Regions from separate parts of the Homo sapiens genome. Here regions 2, 3, 4 and 5 are each linked to region 1. The links are chromatin loops, found by intact Hi-C in ENCODE. Cell type or tissue: heart right ventricle. All regions are shown on one strand. Region 1 holds the start of FGF14 (fibroblast growth factor 14). Region 2 overlaps ITGBL1 (integrin subunit beta like 1). Region 3 overlaps FGF14 (fibroblast growth factor 14). Region 4 overlaps FGF14 (fibroblast growth factor 14). Region 5 overlaps NALCN (sodium leak channel, non-selective).

Evidence for each region. A loop is a pair of places that touch in the nucleus more often than their neighbours do. Peaks named below come from ENCODE experiments on the same cell type or tissue, not always from the same donor. Only the 100,000 strongest peaks of a DNase experiment are listed, where the experiment ranks them.
Region 2: it touches region 1 in a loop (7-fold over the local background); 11 of 110 quality-filtered maps call a loop at or near these places.
Region 3: a loop joins it to region 1, with 11 times the contacts of the local background. A loop is called at or near these places in 33 of 110 quality-filtered maps.
Region 4: it touches region 1 in a loop (2.6-fold over the local background); 33 of 110 quality-filtered maps call a loop at or near these places.
Region 5: it touches region 1 in a loop (5-fold over the local background); 15 of 110 quality-filtered maps call a loop at or near these places.

Annotation. Positions count from the first base shown.
Region 1 is chr13:101,914,092-101,919,091 of GRCh38, reverse strand. It overlaps FGF14 (fibroblast growth factor 14), which reads left to right and starts at 2,147. Exons shown (of 5, transcript NM_004115.4): 1 at 2,147-2,639. The coding sequence starts at 2,447. RefSeq lists an enhancer at 315-816. In heart right ventricle, a CTCF peak has its summit at 2,528 (motif pointing right); a DNase peak (open chromatin) is centred at 2,624; H3K4me3 peaks cover 1,396 bases; H3K27me3 peaks cover 4,452 bases.
Region 2 is chr13:101,512,835-101,517,834 of GRCh38, reverse strand. All of the region lies in intron 2 of ITGBL1 (integrin subunit beta like 1), which reads right to left. Among named protein-coding and RNA genes, the nearest start is that of ITGBL1, 63 kb to the right of the region's middle. In heart right ventricle, a CTCF peak has its summit at 2,930 (motif pointing left); no DNase peak of the experiment used is centred here.
Region 3 is chr13:101,783,909-101,788,908 of GRCh38, reverse strand. All of the region lies in intron 3 of FGF14 (fibroblast growth factor 14), which reads left to right. Among named protein-coding and RNA genes, the nearest start is that of FGF14, 130 kb to the left of the region's middle. In heart right ventricle, a CTCF peak has its summit at 2,865 (motif pointing left); a DNase peak (open chromatin) is centred at 2,836.
Region 4 is chr13:101,792,380-101,797,379 of GRCh38, reverse strand. All of the region lies in intron 3 of FGF14 (fibroblast growth factor 14), which reads left to right. Among named protein-coding and RNA genes, the nearest start is that of FGF14, 120 kb to the left of the region's middle. In heart right ventricle, no CTCF peak of the experiment used is centred here; no DNase peak of the experiment used is centred here; H3K27ac peaks cover 1,183 bases.
Region 5 is chr13:101,141,934-101,146,933 of GRCh38, reverse strand. NALCN (sodium leak channel, non-selective) reads left to right here. Exons shown (of 44, transcript NM_052867.4): 16 at 2,038-2,174; 17 at 3,713-3,854. Among named protein-coding and RNA genes, the nearest start is that of LINC00411, 200 kb to the right of the region's middle. In heart right ventricle, a CTCF peak has its summit at 1,925 (motif pointing left); no DNase peak of the experiment used is centred here; H3K27me3 peaks cover 311 bases.

The DNA of each region.
Region 1 (5,000 bases):
AAGCAGGACTACAGCAACACAACATAAATGCACACTCACAAAAAAATGGAAGAAAAGAGACATATGAAACTGAAAATAGAGAGGGAAAGGCAGAGCAAAATAATTAGCATTCCCCTTTTTCTCACTTTTGCTATTTTATGAGTGACTAGGGATTGCAAGTTTCTAGCAAAACAACTCTAGCATATTCCTTTTAATAATTGTAGAATTTGTAGATGTAACATAGCAAAGTGTAGAAAATAAACTTCCAGAAGTACACTTTGTAATATATGACAAACACCGTCGTAAAGCCAATGATCCCTGCCTTAGATCTAAATCTACACACTCTCATCAGGTTGCATTTCCTTCCCAAAAGGAGACTTGTTGGTAAATGTGGAGTGAAGGTAACAAACAACAGCCCAGCAGTGGCTGCTTCCATGGAGAAGCTGTGGATAAGTTGCTTAGAGCAGAAGGTGCCCAGCCTCCCTGTAATCTGCTGCACTTCCCCCCAGTTGCCTGGTGGCGAGTACTCTACTGCCTATTCCTGAGACAAAGAGAAAGTGTGTTTTGGTTGAGAACTGCTCCCAGGGCTGCCTGCGTAGTGTGCTTGCCCTCTTTCCAGCTCTAAAGCAGTCACTGGAGAAGAAGGTTGTTGCAAGTCTCTTGATTACCAAGTGAGCCATCTCTCCCCCTTGCTTCACACTGAATTTCCAGAAGTCTAGTTCGAGCATTTCTTTCTCTTTAGCTGCCTGAGCTGATAGGCAAAGCAGTGTAAAGGGAAGAGGAGAAAAGTAAGAAGCCCGGAGCCAGAGCTGCACTTGGTTCTGCCACTCTGGTGTATCCTAGAAACCACGGAACTGTGTTCATCCAAGCATGAAGTGTTTCTCTCCCAACCTCCCCCCGGCTTTTTGTTTTTTTCGGGTGCCCTCCACTGCCGCCCTTTCTCTTGGACCTTCACATTTTCAGGTATCCAGGAGGGAACCGCTGTCGGGACACAGACAGAAAATCAAGGGGGAGGAGACGCCGGCTGTTGTATTTGAATTTCAGACACAGTTCAGATGGCTTTGCTCCCTGACAGAGCTTCTTTGCCCAGGGACACCAGAAGATGACAGCTCAAATTGGAGTGTCCTGTCTGGCTGCTTTTCACTGTCCCTGGAATAGTGTGACACCCTCCTCTGCCCCTTATATTTCTGCCCTGACTTCTTCAACATTCTCCTGGGCGTTTATCCTACCCAGCTGCTGTTCTGTAGCAGCTACTGCGGCTGTCATCTCCTCCTCCCAGGGCTGGGGAGCATATTTGGGAGTGGGGTCTTTCTATCTCGCTTAATCACACCTTCTCTCTTTCCATTCCCTCCTTTTTGCTCCGTGTAGCCTTTCAAAATGACAAACCTACCCTTCCTGCAGCAGAAGGGAGGGTCCTGCAAGTTTGGGTGGACTAGGTGAGGAGTGGAGGCTCCTCCCTCCAACCCGGGGTTGGGGGTGGCGACGGGGGGGCGTTGGTGCTGGAGGGATTAGCAGGGAGGGCGGAAACCACCTCGCCCTCCAACCGCTGCTGAGAGTTTCAGTGCACCGGTAACCACGTTAAGACCGAGAAGCCCCAACCAAGCCGCGGAAGGCTCGGGAACCAGCGAGTTGCATCTAAGAAAAAGCGCCCCGATGTTCCTTCAATTCCACCTGCTTTGGCTCGGCCTCTTAGCACCCCATCCCTGCAATCCATCTTAGCTTTCTTTCTTATTATTTTTAAATCATTATTACCTATACGTTTTGTTTCTTTCTGAAGAGGTACATCAGGAGGGGGACCACATAGGTGGAGGGGGTGTAGTGGGGTGGGAACGGAGCGTTTGATTAGAGATCTCAGGGGAGAAGATTGGTCTCTCCAGATGCTGATTTCCAAAGCACTTGACAATCACCGGCAGAAGCCGAGAGCGGGCGGCGCCGGCGGCGGCACCGGCCCGCGGGCAGCTGGAGCCCGGCGCTGAGTCCTGCCCAGCGCGACCCGGACCGACGGACGCGCAGAGACCCTGCCGGGACCCGCCCTCCAGCCGGCGCCCGGGGAGCCGCCGGCCGGCTCTACCTCCCGCCCGGGAGCCGGGCAGGGCGAGAAGGCAGCGCGAGTGGCGGTGGCGACCCCCGCCGGGGTTCCTGCGACGAGCGGTGACCAGCAGCGCCCGCAGCCGCGGTCCCGCTCTCCACTCGGACGTGGCCAAGCGGCGGCGGCCACGACGTCCGGCTTCCCGGGATCGTCCGGCTGCGCCCTGGGCGCATCTGCGCGCCTGGCCCCGCGCCCCGCGGAGAGGGCGATGGGTCCCGGTCAGGACTGAGCCCCCCTTCCCCTCTCCCCAGTCCCGCCTGGCACCCCCTCCTCTGCCCCGAGGGCGAGCCACGGTCTGCGCCGCCGCCTTCCCCTCCGGTGCCCCCGGCTCGCCGTCCTCCCGCGCCCTCCCTCCCCGGACCCGTTCCCGGGGCCACCATGGCCGCGGCCATCGCTAGCGGCTTGATCCGCCAGAAGCGGCAGGCGCGGGAGCAGCACTGGGACCGGCCGTCTGCCAGCAGGAGGCGGAGCAGCCCCAGCAAGAACCGCGGGCTCTGCAACGGCAACCTGGTGGATATCTTCTCCAAAGTGCGCATCTTCGGCCTCAAGAAGCGCAGGTTGCGGCGCCAAGGTCTGTGGGGGTCATGGTCGGGAGATGCGCCCCGGGTCGCCCCCTCCCCGCCTAAACGGAGCTTCTCCAGGCTCCTTCCCTCCCTCGGTTTTCCCGGCCCACCCCGGCCCCGGCCTCCCTTCTGAGCACTCTGGGTGCCGTCGCGGGGACCCTGGAGTCCGCTGTCGGGCAACCTGTAGCCGCCGAGAAGTGCAGCCGCCAGAGATGGCAAGTTGGCTGCTCCTCGCCGGCGGCTCCTGCCCTCCGCGTCCCTGCAGGCTGGGCTCTGGGAAACCTGTTCCCCCTGAGTCTCGGCTTCCCGGGAGGATAGGGACTGGCACTGGCTCTGGAACGCGGGGCACCCCTTCCTGCCACACCCGGGGTCGAGCCACCGCTCGCAGTCTGATCTGAGCTGGTGGGGGTTTCCATGGGGTGGGCCTGGCCTCACTTGGTCTCTGGGGTCTCCTAGAAACCTCCCGGGTTCCCAGACCTTGGACAAATGTGGATATCCTGGCGGTGCCCCCAGCGGGAGCTGCTGTAGAAGGAGTGGAGGGTGTGTGAACTATGGCCCAGTCCGCTGAGGTTCAGCAGAAGGCTGCTTAGCGCGCAGCCCTGGGCTCTGCAGCCCTTCAGTCAAATCCTGGGATGGGGACAGAGGCTCAGGGAGTCTAAAGAAAGAATCCGAATTGCGGGGAGCGGGGGGCAGAAGTAAAAATCCCTAATATGTGTCAGTTTTAATTGAAAAACTGGCGAATTGCCTGAGATACAAGCCGTTACTATATAAAGGTGACTAGAATAGTTACCTTACTACAGGTATTTCTTTGAGAAACTAGTACCTAGGATGACCTTTCACTGCCTTTGAAATGCCAGGGTCTGAGAAGGCATCCTATTCAGGAGCCAGGCGCTTTTGTCTCTCTCTCTGCCTGTCTCTGCATCCAGTTGCTAAGGCTGGTTGTTTTGCGAGCATGTGGTGTGTTCTGTGGGGGAAATGGGCATTGCTGGCTTTTCATAACCAAGTGGGGTTGGTAGGAAACATTGAAGAATCTATTTACGTTAATGGGAGTATATGTTTGCCCAGCACATTACATTGTCGGCTCCCAGCTGTATTTGTTTTAAATGCCCTGTTGTTCCAAAGACGGGGGATAGAAGCATAAGCTATACATGTGTTTCTCAAAGAGTGAGTGCGTGTCCTTACATTTGCAAATTGATGACCAAAAGTTTTGATGCTTTTTTTTTAAAGGCTAATGCTGAATATTTTAAAAGGACAATTTCTTGTTGTCACATTTAAGAAATTGGAGATTACTTGCTCTTACTATCAAGCTTCAAAGGCAAAGATAGGAAGAAAATCAGAGTGGAAGTTCTGTTAGAGAAATAAAATTATATAAGTAAAATAAGAACTTCTTGTTGGAGAATTTGGGATCAATCATATTTTCAGACCAGTGTAGGAGCCATTAAGAAAAAAATGGATTTTAATTTTCCACATTAGCCTAGAGCCTTATTCAGCCCACCTTTGTGTAATGAGACCAACTCGACTGCCTTAATCACCGTTGATAGACGGAGGATCAATCTATTATGACTTAAATTGTGCTTATCCTCTTATGTCATCAAACAGACTATCTTTTAGAATACAGTTTTCACCACATACAGCTCCAAATTGGCTGTCTACATAAAGTAAATTAACATACTATCTACTAAATAAGCTTATTTTAATATAAACAATGATTAAAACTTGTGTGTATTTCTTAAGAATATAGCCAGTAGATTATTTTATAAATATGAACAATAAATGTTTTGTGCCATATTGGGTGGCGAAGGAGGATTTGCTTTACACTTAATGAATTTTAAGTTGGGTGTTTACTTTTTTGTCAGTATAGAAAGCTGTCTGAGTTTTCTAATGGTCCGTTTCTCCATTTTCAACCCTGACTGCTCTGTTGGTATTCCTGATTTTGAAATGATAAGCAATCTTCAATGTTCTGTAAGAAAAATATATTTGAGGTCACTTTTCTACCTTACTTTGGACAGGAAAATAGAAGGGAAGATACGTTATAAGGAAATTGTATGAGAATTTTTTATTCTTCTTATATTTCTTATATAAAAGTATATATATTCTTCAGAGGAGAAAAATACAGATATATCTCTTGAGTATCAGAAAAGGATTAATTTATTAGTATCACTAATTTTAAGCAAAACAAATATTAAGACTTTATGTTATGTAAATTATATATCGACATATAATAGTATGCTTTTATATTATTATATATAACAATATAATTATTCATTTAATTAAGTCTTATTGTCGAACATATTTTCAAGCATATTTACCTTCTTATTACACACTCTTTACATAGGGAATTGCCCTCAGAAAATTTTAAAAAATCATAT
Region 2 (5,000 bases), 400 kb after region 1:
CTCTCCAGCCCTACCCCCAAATAATGTAGCACTCTCTGAACCCATTGTAATTCACTTGCATTCTCATGGAAAGGAAGAACCCTGAATTGGCCAAGATTAACCCTCCACCACACTGGCTGAATTACAGAATTTGGACCACACAACTCATAATCAACCTGTATTTCTTGAACATCTGGATTTGCAGTCTAAGATCCTTATCCTTTACATATGTCAGGATGTAGGATTATGATATCATTTAGTGGTCCTGGTTTACAAGACAGTGGTTCTCAAACTTTGAGTGCTTCTCAACCCATAGTGTAGTCACAGTCATGAGAGAGAGCTTACAAAACTACTGAGGTCTGGTTGAATCCCAGTCATTCTGATTAATTGGTCAGTGATGCAACCTGAGTATTAGGAATTAAAGAGCACCCCTAGATGAGCGTAACGTGCAGTCACAATTAAGCACCAGTATTCTAAGTTAAATTTTATATTTTATTTTTTGAGAGGTCTTAAAGTCTTGAAAAAAATAAACATCAATAGCTTCAGATAGGAAGGTCTCTGGATATCATTGGTGGCTTTAGGCATAGGTACTGATGTAGGATTTAAGAGCTGGGTGATGCAGGTCCTCTCGCTCGCCACTGTCTCTCTGTGTTGGGAATTCAGTTTTTTGGTCTCTTGCCTGAAATGCAAATATAAAATATAGCTAGGGGCAGACAGAAGCAAGGTGAGGTTGGCATATCCTCAAGTCATTCTTTTCTTCTCATACCCAGAATCAGTGAAGAGAAAAGCCACATTTCTCCCTAGTGACCAAGGAAGCTTAATGTCACCTTGAGTGCAAGAATATTAGCCATAGAAACCTTTGCAAATAAATGTCAGGAGAAGCTTTTAAGCCAAAGTTCATTCTCTGCCAATTTGATTTCACACAAGCTAGATAGGAATAAACTTTCTCTCTAAGTGGTAAATACATACAATTGGAGTGGTATCTAAGAATGCTGAATTTCAAAATTAGAGCAATTATTCAGGAAACTTAGGAACCCAAATCAGTTTACATGGAAGTGTGTGAACATACTAATTAAAACATTTCCAGGTATTTTTTATTCCTAGACAGTATAAACTTAGAAATAATATGATAATTAACAAAGATGTTCCTGAATAAAATCTATCTAACCCTGAAAATTTGCCTTGCTTGTTAATTCAAAGACTTCTAAGAGGAACATAATACAGTTAGCTTTTGGGCTATGATAATATCCAGTCACTATCAAAATTGGTTGTTGCATTTTTTCTACCTTTTCTTTTGCTTGTGCATATTTTTAAAATGCAGTCAATTACTAGTTGCGATATTGTGGATTTCCTTGAGCAGAAATTGAATGCAAATGCCTGGTGAACATTATCAGATCAAAATCCCACTGAATCATCAGGACAAACTGGACTGGATTTGTTACTATGTGATTCTGAATAAAACTATTCAAATTTCCAAAATAGATTGTATACAAAGATAGTTTTATAACCGCATTTCATTTAGACATGATAATCTAACCCTAGAGATTAGAGTGCTTTTTAATCACAATTGTCTCATGAAAAGAAAGCAAAGGATGGGACAGAGGAGGATTTAAACAAAGAAAGCCTGCTTTCAGAAAAACCGTTTTAAAAACACATATCAAAACATAATTCAAAACACTGCTTTAAAACTATTTCAATAAATACAAGGTGCACCAAAATTAGCTCATTTTTATTCTCTTTTTCTAAAGAAAAAGTACAATCAATAATTCTCAGACCAGAATAACATAATGGATAAAAAAAGGGGAACAGATTGTTTTATTTTCTTCTGCAACACAACATTGCAGTCTCACAGTCAAAAAGACAGCATCTAGGTGTGGGTGTATAATTGAGTTAGTTAATCAGGCCTTCCATGTTGCTATCCTCTTTGATGCACATTTAAGTGCAGAAATATAAGTAATGTGTTCTAGAAGAAAAGCAATTGAAAAAGGTAGAATGGTTAAATGCCATTTTCGGTTACTGATGATAAATGAATTGTAATTTTTAAAGTACATCGCAGAGAAGATCAATCTGATGACTCATATGAAATGTTTCACCTAGATTCAAAGAGTTCCTAAAGAAACTTCAAAGTCTGTTCCGCTGTCAATTACAACAGTTTCACTATTGGCTAACCCTACCCTCTACTGCACAGCAGAAATATGTCTGCATACATAAATACTTTGGTCAGCACCTGGTCAGTACAAAACCAAACAAATTACCATCAATGAAAGAAAAAGAAAAAAAAATGGCAGATACCTTTGCTGCTTCTAAAACCCTGAGAGGTATCCCAGCATGTCTCAGTAACTGCAAATGGTTCTCGGCTAACACAACCCAACAAGAACTAGTGGAAAGACTCACCAACGAAGCAATTCTTTGTTTTTCTCCAATGGAACTATTTCTTACTACCAACACACACTTAAAGAAACCCTACCATCTTGTTGTCTAAAGTTTTGTGTACCATCAAAATGCTGGGCTAAAAAAAAAAATACCCGGGGTTTTAATAGAGGATTATTTATATAGCTAGCTTGTGATAAAAAATTGTACTCCTATGACTAGAATCAGTTGTATTTTACATCATTCATATGTAAATAATGGATTTACATCCAGATTTACTAACATTAATATTTAAAATGTGGAATCACCAATTAAGTATTATAAGTCTTATCATAACCTCCCAAAACAAAGACAAAACCAAACATAATTTCATAACTTTATTTTAATGAAAGTGTTGAGTATCCCAAATTGGTTCATTGTAAGTATTTTATATAAGAACACAATGGGTTTGGAACACTTTCACTCTAGAGAGAACTATATCATAAATTCCTATAATATTTTCTATTTGATGGTGAACTTTATGTTAGTTGCACTTTGTATTTTCATACTTAGATGGAAGGAATATGGGAGCCCTCTGGTGGCCAATATTAAAGTGCTTATTAGTACAACCCAAATTCCCCTAGCCTGGGACCTCAGGAGCAAAGGTGGATAGAAGGAATGGAAGGCATCTAAGTTGGAATAAGTGAGGGTACACACATACCACACCCATGTGTATTCCAGTTTTTAAGGCAGTATATTTAGTGGTCATTTCAGGTTCAAGGTTAAACTTTCATATATGAGGGATAACAAAGAAATTGAAATTCAGACAATAAATAGATGTGATGTTGACAACAGCTAGGGGGAGAAATATGGAAATTTCATAATATTAACAGATACGGTTATTAATAGATACAATTAATTTGTTTTTATATTTCTCATCATTTGTAGAGTAGCTTGTTAATATCTCTCACTACACAAATGACATTAAAGAAGAAATGAGAGACTTTAGGAAATAAATTAGCTCCTAAAACTGATTCCTAACCAAAAAAAATAATAATAATTTGATGTCATTCATGAAACAGCACCTTTGTGACTTAGAAGTGTTTATGCACTTCTAAAGTGATTAGTTTTTTCCAAGGGAGATAATTATTCCCTCTAAAGTACTAAGTCATGGCAATTTCAGTGATGAAACTTAGCAAATTTTTAACAGATGTTAACATTCTGACTGCTTTCAAACTGCAAGTTTCCCTTTATCTTCCATCAAGCAACCAAATTATATCTAACTATTAAATTAGCATACACCAGCCAACACACTTCTTCATACAATGCAAGAATATGGGGACGTTTAGGATAGAATATTTAGGATATAGTTATTTTGTCTCACTTTAGAATGTGTCTTCATTTATAGGTCATCAAATGGAAACACAGAACATGTGTTTGTGTTTACAGATGTGTTAACTATCACAATTGCCACAATAATGCAAAAGATATTAAATTTAGGGCATTAACTTTATATGATGAAATTCACATTGAATAAACAAACACTATATAAATATTTATTTAAATATGCACTTCATTCTCAGTTATTGCAGAAAAATAAAAATAATTATACATTACTAAGTTGTTCTTTGAGATCAGGAGTATCACATGTATGATATTTTCCAAGATCACTTAAATCTAGAATATTGGTGCAAAATAATTACTGCAGATGTGAATAATACATCCTCGTTAACAATTCATTACTTGTTGGTCAATTTCAGAACTTGATTTCATGGGGTCAATGGTTCTTCATTAATTTGAAGTATAATAATTACTGACCATTTTAAAGGCTTTAGACTTAGAAGTGCAAGAGCATTATAAAGGCAGAGGAATTCTAGCCATAAGTAATTTTGATTAATGAAAATGATTTTAAGGAGTATATAATTTCTCTTTTAAAATTATAACATTCTCTTAAAGACATAATACGTTGGATAAAATTTTTGGTATTTTGTCTTCCAATGATCATCATGATCAACAACAAAATTTTGGCACCATGTAATAATTTTCTTAAATTTCAGTGTACACAGGAATCACTTGGGAGGCTTATTGGATCCCCAAGCTCCATACCCAGTAATTCTCATTTAGTCTTACTGGTCTTACTGTGTACCTGCCTTATGCCATAAGCAGTTGCACACCTACCCAGACTCATCAATATCACCTTCACAGTATAACTCACATCTGTCACACCTGAGAGGCATTTGTTACATACTATGGGGGCAACACTTTTTCATTTTTATTTTTAAATATCCCTCTTCACACTCTCTGGAATATCAGGCAAGTCCTAGGTTCCACTGAAGAAAAAGGAATTATACAAACCCATTACTCATAGAGGGTTCCTTAGGGGTGTGTGCCATAGTACTGTACACTCAAAGGCTGTTCCTTTAGAAGTTCTCATCGATAATGCCTAAATAGGTGGACCCATAGTTCTTGCAAGTTAAAGTTGTTGACAAAATGCTTGCCAAATGAAAGAATGCAAGATTTTTAGCAAAGAAAGAAGCCCCAGACAAAACGATTCACCAGCACAAACAAAAGAATTTCCTGCCACACAAATGGGCAGGACACCAAACCACTGCTATGTCCTGGTACAGGAAACACCCAAGCAATCTTTATAATTTATTCTGTTATAATATATT
Region 3 (5,000 bases), 130 kb after region 1:
TATATATATATATATATATATATATATATATATATAGTCAAAAAAGGCACAAATAACATTAAAGAATTAGGATTTCTCTTAAATCAGGAAGAATCCTGGGAAAAAAGGGCAAAGAAATATCCAAAATCCTAACAAGTAGGGCTGTTGATGCTTCCAGAACTGAAAAGAAAATTCTTCTGGTTAATATCACAAACACAAACTAGAGAATTGCATAGAAAATACACTTTGAGAAATCCAGTTAAATGCCTGTCTCTCCTCCCCCTTGTATCTAGTTTTGAACTTGATCACATTCAAAGTAAGCAAGGAAGGCAAGCATGTAATGTCGAAGTCACATTAAAGGAATCGAATTTGTCTCTCTTACAACAACATGCTTCCGGTTCATAATAAATTAATCCAGCATTCTATCTCAAAACTGCCTCTTTTTATTATACTAGCAGATATTTCAGGGTTTTCCTCAGTGCTTACACACATGTATAAGTTTCCCATAGGGAGGATGCTAATTACAGTCCCCAGAATTAATTTTCCTATGTACAGTCCTCATTATCATTTAATTGCTCTAATCTGACAGAGACAGCCTGGACAGGGAAATCAGAAAGCAGACATTTCAACAATCTCAAAGTAGCTGGGTGGTTATCCCATATCACTGGGTCACCCTGCCCTGGAGTACCTGCACTCTATACCATGCTAGCAGAACTGCCCTATGATTTCAGGAAAAAAAAAGTGGAGGAGGGGGCAGGGGGCAGGGGTGGTGGCTCACGCCTGTCATCCCAGACTTTGGGAGGCTGAGGCAGGTGGATCACCTGCTGTCAGGACTTTGAGACCAGCCTGACCAACATGGCAAAACCCTGTCTCTACTAAAAAATACAAAAATTAGCTGGGCGTAGTGCCACAAGCCTGTAATCCCAGCTACTCGGGAGGCTGAGGCCGGAGAATCACTTGAACCTGGGAGGCGGAGGTTGCAGTGAGGTGAAATCCTGCCACTGCACCCTAGCCTGGGCAATAAGAGCTAAACTCTGTCTCAAAATAAATACATAAATTAAAAGGTAATTGAAAACAGCCTGGCATTTCTGTGTGGTTTAAGCTTTTCAGTGGACAGAGATGAGTAACAAGGTGAAAAGAAACACCAAACCCAAGCACAGTCCCACACATTGCTGGGGTAACAGCAGAAGAGACTGGAAAGATGCTTACATACCACTATGGATGGGTGGGGGCTTGGAGGCACCGGGTAGGAGGACAGAAAAGAAGACAGGATGCTTGCTACCCAGAAAGAAATGCAGCTGACATGCTCTGAGGAGAGGCAGTCAGTCATCAGAAAGCACAGGGAGTTTCTCCTGAGAACCATGTAGGGTTATGCGTTGAGGAAACTGAGCTGCTTGCAGACACAATCCTTTTTTTCCAGGGGTTTGTAACTCAGTGGAAAAACAGATCAGTAAAGTTAGATTTAAAATACAGTATAAGGAACACTCTAATAAAGGTAAGTGGAGAGAGTTATGCGATCCATAGGAATGGAAACTAGCTGGTTTTAAAGGATAAAACAGCGGTTCATCCATTCATTCATATGACAATAATCATAAAAATGGACAGTGACAGCTATTCAATATGCTAGATGGTACTTTACAGCTTTCAAAACACATTCATTAGAGCTTAACTTTATTACAACACTATTTGAAATCAGGGAAAGTATTATTGGCTTAGCTTTATGATATACTCTTGGACAGTGTGTTGAAGATACATTATTGTGACATGGATGATGTCACATTTTCTGAATTATAGCCTAGTGTTTTTTTCACATTGCTTATTATATATTTTGAATGAGCACCTGGAAATAAAGAGCAGAATTAGCCTTGGATTCTGCATTTTAGATAATACATAGCAAAGTGGAATTGGGAAGACAAGACAGATTGTATGTTAGAAGGTGGGACAGGATTAAATAGCGACATGATGTGAGTCATCAGTGTTGACCTCCCTGGCTTGTGTGTTGAGAAAATCCAGTGTGGAGACAGTTGGTTCTTTTCAAGTTTCTTAAAAGGCACAACACCATCCAACTTCCACCAGCCTATATAAATGCTATGTGGTTTAATTGTCAGCAACAATAAGAGAATACACAAGAATCAGATGATCTGGAAAAAGAAAAGCTTTATGGGTTGAATTCTGCCTCCTTCCCCCAAATTTTTGAGGGTATGTTGGAGTCCTAACCCCCAATATGATTGCCTTTGAAGATAAGGCTTTTAAGGAGGTAATGAAATCAAAATGATGTAATTAGGGTGGGCCCTAATCCAATTTGATTGGTGTCCTTACACAAAGAGGAAATTAGGACACAGACATGTACAGAGGGAAGACCTGTGAGGATACAGGGGAGGATGGCCAAGAAGAAGAGGAGAAGGCTTAGGAGGGAACAACCTTGCCAACACTTAGACTTCCGTAGACCTTAGACTTTCTTAGACCTTAGACTTTTTTAGACTGTGAGGAAATACATTTCTGTTGTTTAACTCCCCGTCCTCCACCCCTCCAACCATGGTATTTTGTTATGGCAGCCCTAGAAAACTAATACAAAAAGTATTTTCTCTTCATCATCAAGAATCATCAGAAATCTCTAAGCAAATAATTAAGTCTTTCCCTATGTAAAAATTCCTGTTCTCAGAGAAATGGGAGAAAACAAAACATAATAGGTAGTTCATGATGACAGACAGACTTAGTGAAGATGAGTTCTCTTAGAATTCTGGGAGGTGAGGTTGAAGGTGTGGTCTAATCTGTGAGCTGGTGTCTTACTGCCAACACATCAGACCAGCAGTGGGCACTTTGGTGGTGGTTGTGAGCAGCCAGCGCTGTTTGTTGGTTATAGAGAAAGGGTGACATCCAGTGGCTGGTTCTATCAGCCAAGCTCCTGGACACTGACTCAGGGTGCATGCCAGATGGCAGAGAAGGGTCTTCAGGAACATGGATGAATCTTATGTCCAGTTCAGTTCCTGGCAGGTGACAATGAAACTTGGGCAAAATGCAGTGATCACTCTATGTCCTAAAACATAGGGAGTGGGGTCCATGCATTGTTATTAAAACATTGAGAATACACTGATAGCAAAGAGAAGCACTATAAATTAACTTAATCTTCAATACACCTTACACTTGATTCTCTCTATCCCGTAGAAAAGACTCAAAAATGATTTATGAAAGGAGGAAAAAAACCCTCTGAACACATATAATACTATAGAGCCAGCTACTTTGATAATAGAATACGGTTACAATATATAAGGTATCCTACTTTAAAGATAGATATTGATAATAGTTAATAGATAAATAGATAGATAGGTGATAGACAGATAATGTAGTTTAGTTTAAACTTAAAGTTTAACTTGTAGTACCCAGTTAGTAATATCAAGAATGGCTTAAAATGACACAGCTGCAAACCCTACATACATCAAGTTGCCCAGCTCTTAGATAATATTGTTTTACTTTATATTATCTACTTTAATATTGTTTTTCTTTATTTATTAATATAGAAAATAATATTGTTTTCTAATAGCTTTTGCTTTGTTTTGGTTTGGGTTTTTTTTTTTTTAATCTTTGGGAGAAGCTAGGCTTTGAAACTGTGGATATTTAAATAGAGTCTGTCATGATCAGCTGGGGTTGCTAACCCTCACCGCAAATATTCTTTACAAAGCAGAAGGGATGCTCCCTGCCTTTGAATAATTTACATATCTATATATAATTTTTAAAATATTAAAACTAAAGATATACCAATGTCACATCCATGTATGCATTATATGTACATTTGGAAGACATGTGCTTTTTTGTGGCAGATGTAATGACTGCACTTCTCATTCTACTCAAATAGAGTACCTAGGAGACAATGTGAGACCCTGAACACATTTTAGCAGATCTGGGGTTGGTTGTTTCCTCTTCATGTGGAACAGTATAAATAAAGCTAGAAGTGATCCTGAGAACTATGCATGAAATAGATGTCTGGGGCCCCTTTCATGACCTCACTAGCCTATTGTTAAAGCCACCTTAGCATCTGATACTTCCCCCTTGCCACACTTGATCCCATAGATTGCGTATGCAGTGATATGAGTGCTGCACCAAAGCAAAGATCAAGTCTAATTCATTCAACAGTGTATGTCTATTGTCTTAAACAGTTCAAGACACACAGCAGGTGTTTCATAAACACATGCTGACCCTGGAAAGCCATGAGTAAAATTGACAAGTGGGACAAGAGAAAGATTAGATAAGAATGGGAAAATAGCTGGGAAATGGGAAGATTATATTCATTATATGTTACCATTCAAACATTGAAAAGGTTAAATAATCTTCAGAATGACATCAATTAAACTTTACATAAGACTAAAGTCTAAAGGGAAGAAAGGGTAATATTAGAAAGTAAACAAGAAATTTGCTCCCTGGAGCACAAATATGTTAATGGTTTCTCCTGGAATTGAGCAATGTGGCAACCCAATCAGAAATGGCTTCATGAAGGTGGGTCATAAGTGGAGCCTTGTGGGATCTGAATAAATTGAGAGAAGAAGAAACTATATTCCCCAAAATGATCAGAATGTAGAAAATTTTCTGGCAGCAAAAATGAGTAGGGCATATTTAAAAGACTTCTCTGAACTAGAGGATATTAAAGAATAATAGAAGTTAAGATCAGAAGGTCTATTGGGACCACATTGTAGATAGCTACTTCTAAGCTATGATGTTCAAACTTTGAACTGTGAGCAGTGACTTGTTGAAAGAACTTTAAGGAATATCAATTTGGCACTAATGTACAGGATAAGTTAGAGGAATCAGGAAACAAAGAGATCAATCAAGAAGCTGCTGCAGGGCTACAGTAACCAAAACAGCATGGCTTTGGTACAAAAACAGACACACAGACCGATGGAACAAAATAGTGAACTCAGAAATAAGACTGCACACTTACAACTATCTGATCTTTGACAAACCTAACAACAACAACAAAAAAGCAATGGGGAAAGGATTCATTCCCTAGTCAGTCAATGGTGCTGGGA
Region 4 (5,000 bases), 120 kb after region 1:
TGACAAATTAATTGGTCATTTCATTTTGTGTCCAGAAAGTACTCTTTGAGGAACCATAGGGCAAGAGCTGTCCTAGCCACCCTGTCTATAAAGATAAATAAACTTAACCCGTATACTCCAGCATCCTGCTACCTAGAAGGAAAAACCAGAAGCATAAACAATTAAAAGTGATGTAGCATAGAATATGTTGTAATTCAAGAAAAATGCATTCAGTAAGTTTACAAAGAAACAACAACTGTGTTTGCACACACACTGTCTCATGTTGTAAGGTGGGTATTATAATTCTAATTTTAAATATGAGAAAAAGAAGACTTGCGAGAATATTTCCCAAGCTGATAGGCAGTGGAGTTGGGTGCTGGGTCTGGCTTTTGTAATTCCAGCCCCAAGCCCTGCACCACAGAGAAGATAGTTATCCCGTGGAGGTCAGGATTTGGAAATATTTGGCCAAGGAGGCCCTGATTAATCTGGACATAGAAAGTAGAGCAATAGCTTGAATGACCTTGCAGGAGGGGACAGCAATCAGGATATTTTTGTCTGCTAGGGCTGCCGTAACAATGTACTACCAACCGGGGGGCTTAAAGCACAGAAATGTATTTTTTTCACAGTTTTGGAGGCTGGAATTCTGAAATCAAGGTGCCGGCAGGATTGTTTCTTCTGAGGCCTCTCTCCTTCACTCATAGCTGGCTGTCATCTCTTGTGTCTTTTCATAGTCATTCCTCTCTGAATGCCTATGTACAAATCTCCTCTTTTTATAAGGATACCAATACTATTGGATTAGGGCCTATCTTCATGATCGTATTTGTCTTTAATTGCCCCTTTAAGACCCTGTCTTCAAATACAGTTGTACTCTGAAGTGGTAGGGGTATGGACTTCAATATATGAATTTGGGGGGAATATAATTTATCCCATAACTGATGGTAAGAGGCCACAAAAACAAAATATGGGGGCATAAGGACCCCCCAGTGCATGCTCAGGCTCAACATTATAGCAGAGTAGACACAGAACAGTATGGAAGGTGAGCACCAAGATATAAAGGGTCAGGGGAGGCAGGATCAGAGTGGAGAGATCTGGAAGGCTACAGCAAGGTGTTTTATCGAAGGCGTTATTGCAGGTTCTTGCTAGAGTGATCATTGAGAATTTAAAGAAATGAATTTTAGTAATGGGTTTAGTATATATTAAATCATGTTCATATAACTTAAAAATATTAATTTTAAGCTATTTACTGAAGAAAAACATGACCACTCAGTGGAACTTTATATTTTACGATTTCTAAAAATATTATAGGTTATTTTTCTAGGAACTGCTGTTAATTTTGGCCATTACTGCCATATACTTTGGACATATATAAAGTGTTTTTTGGTAAGTATCTGAGATTACATTTAATATCTACATGTAGCACACTTTACACAAGCTAAATTCTATCGTATTTGGCATTTTTTCCTCAATTCAGCTGTATTTTCAGAGAAAACACACAAGATTACAGAGCTATTTCTATGCTTAATAGAATACTGTCTAATGATTTCTGCATGTAGCAAAATCCAACTTTTTGGATTAACATGGCTACATGGTAATCACCCACTAAATATTTACAACATGAATTTATCTGTGACTCACTTGATGTACCGTGATTGTGTGTGCATCCTAAGACGTGATTCCTGTACTATGGTTGAGTAATTGTCATGGCAGGTTTGCCCCTCTAGTGTTGGCTTCTCGTTTTGCTTTGTGCTGCTTTTCTCTGCTATCCAGGCTGCCATTGCTATTTTTATTTTCTACTTCTGATGGTTCAGGAATATGAAGGCAAGATAAAAAGAAAGTATGTGTTGCCTTACTGCCACTATTCTATGATATGAGTCAGGGGTATGGAAAAGCTGAATTTTTAAGGAGACAGCAAACCTCACAGATTCAGGGGATTTAATTTCCCCTCCTCATATCCCAGAAGGTCTAAGTTACTAGTTACCTTAAACAAAAGAAATAATTAAACAATGGAGAAGATGCTATAGAAAAGTTTCCCTTTTCTTTTCTTTTTAAATATACTTCTTATATGCAGTCCTAAAAGGACTTTCTCTCTTCTTATAGCTTAACAATCAAACAACAGCTTAGGGCAGCATTTGGCAAACTGTAACTGCTGGTTAAATCTGGCCTGTCCCCTATTTCTATAAATAAAGCTTTATTGGAATGCAGCCACACTCATTCATGTGAATGCATATTGTCTGTGACTGCTTTGGCAAAATAGTGGTGGAGTTGAGTAATTAATACAAGCGCTTTTCAGCCTTAGAGCCTAAATTATTTACTATCTGGCCAACTCACTTTTTGGTTTAAGGTAATGAAATTTTAATTTGCACACAATAATGTACATGTTTTAATATGTGACAATAAAGGTTTTGCTGCATTTATGCAGTACATTTTTGAAATTAAAAATAAACTTGTAATAGAAATATAGTTCTAAAGAGTTTCACCATCTTGTAGATTTTTCAATAATTTTTTCATATAAAGTCAATACATCTTTATAGAATAAAATATTTTAGAATCTAGTTTATAGGAAATAGCATAAACATCTGTTTCGATAAACTTCCCCTAATAAAGACATACCTTGAACACGAGCTATTGTTTTGCATTTGCCAACTTTTCCATTTCATAATTGTATTAAATTGCTAGAGATGGCTTTGTAATCAAAGACATTAGAATATTCAGTTGAATATAGCATGGGTTTCAGGGACACATTTTTGTTGTTGTAGTGGTTTTTGTTTTTAATTCTCTGCTGCTAGGTAGCACTAAATCCCCAAGGGACTCAAAGATGAGAAACAGGAAAAAAATTTCAAGCTGTGAACTGCTGCTAAAGCAGAGAAGCCCTGTCTGTGATATTAGTTCGTGTATCAAAATGCTTGCGATTTGGCCCTAGAAAAAGGGACCGCTGGCAGTGTTGTACATAAGTGGTCCTGCTTGGTTTGCCCATGTGGTATTTATCTCAGTCCCTTCTGATCAGGGCCAGAAAGTCTACCCAACAGGAATATTCTATATTGAGTAGCACCTGACTACTGACCAAATCAGATGTTTTCCTTTGGTAGATTTAATAACCGTAGAGAAAGAGAGCTGACTGCAAAGTGCTAGGAATGACTAGAGACTGAGAGAGAGCACAGATGCTTACAGAGAGCCTCAGTAGTTACTGGCAGGAAAGAGAACCAGGGGGAGAGAGACAGTGAGCAAGAAAAGGAGGAGAGACAAAGATGGAGAGGAAATAAAGTAAAAACAGATAAAGCAAAAAAAGAAATTGAGTCAGAAGAATGACAGAATGAATATGGTCAGAAGCCAACTGCACCCATTTATGAGGACATAACTGCTTGAATTGCTGATGTGACATTGGAAGTTTGTGTGTGTGTGATGCAGTGGCATTCCAATTCTCCCTGAAGGTATTTACCTATCTCCCATATATTTCCATGTATCTGCAAGAAGCCTTATCACCTATGACAGAGCTACAAACATCAGAGTCTCACTAATATATATATAGCTAATTGATTATTTTCAAAATAAAATGTGAAGGGAATAAATCACACAACAGCCCTATTTATGGTTTAGCAAATGATCTCAAACTCACATATTTAGGGGGTCAGGTGCGTCAATGAGTGAATCAGTTTGGGTGTAGGAAGTGATGGGTCAGGTTGAGGGACAGAAGAGGCTGTGCACTGCTGGTGGGACTGTGAATGAGTGCTGCCATTATGGAAAATTGTATGGAGGTTCCTCAAATAACTAAAAATAGAATTGCCATATGATCCAGCAATCCCTTTTCTGGGTATTTACCTAAAAGATTCGAAATCATTATGTCCAAGAGATGTCTGCACTCCCATGTTGATTGTGGCACTATGTGCAATGGCCAACTTATGGAATCAGTCGAAGTGTCCATCAACACATAAATAGATAAAGACAATGTGATACATACATATACACAATGAAATACTATTCAGCCTTACAAAGGGAAGAAGTTCTGTCATTTGCAATAACATGAATGGAATTGGAGAACATTATGCTAAGTGAAATAAGCCAAACACAGACAAATACCACACATTCTCATACAGAAAAGTTTTCCTTTTCTTATAACTTATATGTGGAATGTAAAACACTTTTATTCTCACTTATATGTGGAATGTAAAACAATTGCACTCATGAAAACAGAGGGTAGATGGTGGTTACCAGAGGCTGGGGGGTGGAAGGAATGGGGAAATGATAATCAAAGGATACAAAGCCTCAGTTAGATAGGATAAATAATTTTGAGTATTTTTTATAGATCTGTTGCACAGTGTAGTGAATACAGCTAATAACTGAGTAATGTACATCTCCATATCACTAAGAGAGTAATTCTGAAATGTTTTTGTTGCAAGAAAATGTCAAATATTTGAGGTGATGGATAAGTTAATTAGCTTGATTTAATAATTCCACATTGTATTCAGAAATCATAACATTGCTTTGTACTTCATATATATATATAACTATAATTTGTCAGTATACAAAAAAAGCCAATCAAATTTTTTAAAAAATGAAAATAGCCAGGTTCTACTCAGCTCCAACTGATTGTTCCATCAAGGACTATAGGGCCCCTTGCTAAATCTTCTGATTTTTCAAGAGAAGCTAGAAATCACAGCTTTATGTGAATTCTCCTCATTTTTAAATGTAGAGTTAATTGGTTAAAACAACAAAAATGATGGCATGAGGGGCAAAGAAAATACTTGTGCACAAGATTTGTTTTATGATGTTGGATTTACAACTAACAACAATTTATATTTTTCACAGCCCTCTTGCAATGGCAGTCTATTTGGGGCATAAATCAATAACCCTTTTCTATGATTTTTTTCCTCCACGAAAATGGCCTTGATTCTAGTTCATCTTGTGAAATGAGATTTCACTGTGTTGTTCAGAGTTTTCATTTTTGCTGGAGGCTTGCAAGGCCCATACCCTCAAGATAGGCAGTGATGAGTTGTGACATGTATCCTGTGCATCAGTTGTCAACC
Region 5 (5,000 bases), 770 kb after region 1:
ATTTCTCTCTTTGCTCTATACCTTGTGTTTCCGAGCACTCTGTTCCTATATCTGCCAGAGTGGCCATTCTATTTTATTATCATTGTCTCTTTATAGAACTATCTACCCAGTTATACTGTGGGCTCCGTGAGGGCGAGTGCAGTGACTTATTTCTTTTTATATCCCCTGAGCTTAGCACAGAACCTGACCTGTAAGATTTGATTTATAAGTGACAGTATCAATGTATAAATAAATGAGTCAGCAAATGCATGAATTAACAATACTTTATTTCTGCTCTGTCTTATCACCTTTGGCCTGATATACCTGCCTTACACTCTGATCTGATCTAATAGATTAACTGCTTTTTCTACTTCTGCTCTATTTACCACTGACAAGTATTTTTCTACTAGTTGTATCAACTTTTAGAAAACAAGACTCTTCCTGGTAAATCTCTTTACTCGTGTGTGGAATCATTTTTCTAACTGTGTACCTCTCACAGAGATGCTACTACTTTTTGTTTTGTGTCTTTGGGAGCTAATTCCTTACCATTGTCATCATCATAACCATGGAACTGTTGAGAACGTGCCATTTTGCACACATTACTGCGTTGAGCACTCCAGTTAGGAAGGGAGGAAGGCAACGAACAGCAGTGACTCCTTCTCCAAATAAGATTACCATCTAAGACAGAAAAACCAAAGGCTACCCACAAAATCAAATCAGACTTACAAATGGCTAAGGTAAATGTTTATGTTACACAAAACAAAAACATAAGAGCGATTTCTGCAGCCTAATAAGAAAACCAGAAATCAGGATGTATAATCTCATCATGAGCTCACAACCAATAGGATAGTTGAGTCATCCATCATATTGAAATGGGAATGTTTCCCCAAAAAGAAGCCCTCCTGTTCTCCTTAGCCAATTTGTATTTCCACATATAGGAGGGATGCATTGCCATCTCTCTTCCTGTTTTAAAAGCTCTCTTGGCCTCTAATTCTTATCTTTCCATAATTCCTAAAACAAATTATAGAGTAAAACCATACCCAACAAGGAGGTAAATGAGTGGATGATTTTTGAAACCCACCCCCCAAATCCCTCCAAAAAGGCAGCCTGAATTACATGTACTCTTTGAAAGGCATCAGTGTTAAAAGATGCAGTTTGGGAAGCCGGGACAGAAGACAGGGCAGACGTGGGGAAGGGTGTTCCACTCTGCAGAAGGTCCTGGAGAAGGGGAGAGGTAAACAGAAGTAAAGAGGGACTCCAAGAGACGTCGGCACTGGGAGAGAAAAAGAGAGCATAGGAAAGTATAGCATGAATTCTGGAAGCCACAGTCCACCTTTGTAGTATCTTAGTTCAGCCTTGTTCCAGTTTATGATGTTAAACCTGAGCTTCCCTGAAACTCAATTTGTAGAAATATAAATATACACTCTTAAATAAATCCATTTGATTGTCATTCCTCACAAAGATATCATATGGCATTTAAGTTCGTCGTGTCCAAGCATGTTTGCAGCCAAATGGAAAACTCGCTGCATGGACCAAATGTGGTATTTGTGTTTTGAGCTTTTCTGTTTTAATCTGCTAGGCGACATAACCAATTTTCCTGCCATTGTCTCTCTTTACAAATGCTACTACTTAGTATGATTCTGTAGTTAATTTTTTTTAAATTTTTCATGGTTTTTAAAAATTTTTAATTCTAGCGTTAGGCATGTGTAAACAAATTTTATTGTTTAAATATGCAAGTAATAGTAAACCATTAAAAATGTCTGAGATGAAAAGAGACTTGTCTTTGGGAATAAAATGACATAAAGTTTTCCTTGAATTTTTTTCTGGTTTAGTTTTTTTGTTGTTAAGTTTTGTTTTTGTTTTTTCTGTTAACTCAAAAGTTTTAGCTCATAGAGCAATTTATGGCGGGCAAGAGAGGTATACTTGGTAGGCCTTTGCTGCCATCTACTGGCATTTCATGTAATTACTTATTGCTTCCATTCTAAAACTAATTTTGTGTAACGTATATAATAGTATTATAGGTTCCCCCTTTTTTTCTTCTTTCCAATTTTTCTTTAGTTAAAGCAAAGTGAAGCAAATGCGGACACCAAAGAAAAGCTCCCTTTACGCCTGCGAATCTTTGAAAAATTTCCAAACAGACCTCAAATGGTGAAAATCTCAAAGCTTCCTTCAGATTTTACAGTTCCTAAAATCAGGTACCAAAATACTTCTTTAATTGCATATTTCACATATATTGTAAAAGATTCATCATCTTAAATCTGATTTAACCCTTCTTTTAAGTATATGTGGGTTGGGTTTCTTTCTATTTTATTGTCATCTTTCTACTACCTCTACCTCTATTTAAAATAAATAAATAAATAAACAACTTTGACTCTTTTAAGCAATGTATTCACAGAAGAGTCACTTTATAACTGCAGTAGCCTAAGCAAGAAGGCTGCTTCCCATCGCTTCTCTCTGGGATGACTCCTCGGGAATGGGACATCCCAGGAAACTGGAGAAGCTGCTCAGTGTTGCAGGGATGGCAGGTAGACATCAATCTCAGACCCCAACCGTATGAGACTAAAATTGCCTCTGTGGCCCTTTTATTTTCAAGCAAACAGGGAAACCACAGCTGGCCCAGTTTGTGTACTACTACAGTGTTTATGGAGCCTACCATGTCAGGTTACCATATATAATTTGCCTTCCACTTTTTAAAAGAAGAACCGTGGCGTTTTTCCACTCATACTGATTTGATTTTCTACCACGTTTGCCCTCCAGTTAAGCAAATGCATAAAAGATGCTTTAAACACCTATTTTTAATAATAAAAGGAAATTCTTCTAGTTATAGCTCAAGAAATTACAAACAGAATTACAGTAATATGTTACTAGCTTTAAAAATAATTCTGTGGGGGGTTATAAAAGTATGAGACTATATATGGTGCCATAATATTTAAAATTCGGGTAGAAATATATTTGCATTTCTAATTTTAAAAAACAAAATTAATTGAATTTGGTAATTTGAAGAGACGTTACTTGAATTTTCGTTATGCTTTGAAGATCAGATGAACGCACTTGCTTTTGAGTCTTAAAATGTAAAATTCTCTCTTAGTCATTCTTATGATAAATGGACATTTAGAGAGAGCAACTAATTCTTCCAAGTCTTAGAGGGGGAAAAAAAGTGTTTTATTACCACAATAAGATTCAAAAAACTGGGCTGGGTGCGGTGGCTCACACCTGTAATCCCAGCACTTTGGGAGGCCGAACCGGGCAGATCACCTGAGGTCGGGAGTTCGAGACCAGCCTGACCAACATGGAGAAATCCCATCTCTAGTAAAAATACAAAATTAGCTGGGCGTGGTGGCGCATGCCTGTAATCCCAGCTACTCTGGAGGCTGAGGCAGGAGAATTGCTTAAACTCGGGAGGCGGAGGTTGTGGTGAGCTGAGATTGCACCATTGCACTCCAGCCTGGGCAACAAGAGTGAAACTCCGTCTCAAAAAAAAAAAAGATTCAAAAAACTACCATCGGTTACTGAGTAATATTGCTTGAAAGTTATTTCAAGGATATTGCTTTTTAAGCAGGAGTCACTGAGTTTCAGGAAGCTGTTGCTAATGAAATATTTTAGTCATGATCTAGTTTTCTATGATCTTTTATCACTGCTTTATCTTTGCTCAAGCAAACTCATCATTGCAAAATGCTGTCACTTGCTCCCTTCCACTAATAATGCCTGATGCACATATACTTCATTTGCAAAGGGAGAGTTTTATGAAGCAGTTTATTGACCGCCAGCAACAGGACACATGTTGCCTCCTGAGAAGCCTCCCGACCACCTCTTCCTCCTCCTGCGACCACTCCAAACGCTCAGCAATTGAGGACAACAAATACATCGACCAAAAAGTAAGATCTGCTGTTTCGAATAACCAGGCTTCTAAAAAGCATCTATGTTTGAGAAAAGAACCGCAGAGTTCTTTAGGGTCCTGGAATCCAATTTCTCAAGAGAATAATGAAAATAAAATGATTTCATTTGTAAAAGATATCATGAAACCTAACATTTTTTACTCTATGCATTGAAATTTTGCATTTGCCCGTGTAAGCTTTTGAGCTGCGCCACGTGGCAGCCATGCGACTTTGTAAACATCAAGAGCCTCCCAAATCTGCATTTTCTCAGGTGCGGAATAAAGGGCTGGGATCTCCAAGGCTCAGTCCAGGTGTAATGACCTGCCATCTCCTGCAAGTACAACTGCTTATGTCTACTTATTACATCAGAGAGGATACGAGAGCATGTTTCTCTAAAATCGGTCGAAAGAATTGCCATTTATTCAATGCTTAGTATGTGGCAGGAACTTAGGTGCAAGAGCTTATTCATGTTCTAGTTTACCTATTTCTTTATCATTTGAAAAGTAGAAGGGAAAATTTTTTTCAGATTCCACAGCAAAGTATCAGTAGGGAACCACATATAAATAAAGCAAATTTAGGTAATAATTTTAAAGAAATGTACTTTTTCATTTATTCACTTTTAAAAAAAATAATATAAGGGCTGTGTGCCATGGCTCACCCCTGTAATCCCAGCACTTTGGGAGGCCGAGGCGGGTGGATCACTTGAGGTCAGAAGTTCGAGACCAGCTTGGCCAACATGGTGTAACCCCATCTCTACTAAAAATACAAAAGTCAGCTGGGCGTGGTGGTGGATGCCTGTAATCCCAGCTACTCGGGAGGCTGAGGCAGGAGAATCACTCGAACCTAGGAGGCAGAGGTTGCAGTGAGCTGAGATTGTGCCACTGTACTCCAGCCTGGGCAACAGAGTGAGACTCCATCTCAAAAAAAAAAAAAAAAAAAAAGACATAGAATGTATTATCTAGGTATAATAAGTAAACATATTTATATATACACACATAGACATATAAATGTATATGTGTGTATATATGTATGCATAGTATCAAACTATATATATCAGCTTGGTCACATAATCAATGTCAGTTCAGTTAGAAAATGAAAGATTAATAATTGTCCTTTAATATTAAAGAGATTAAACAGTAGAGTTTG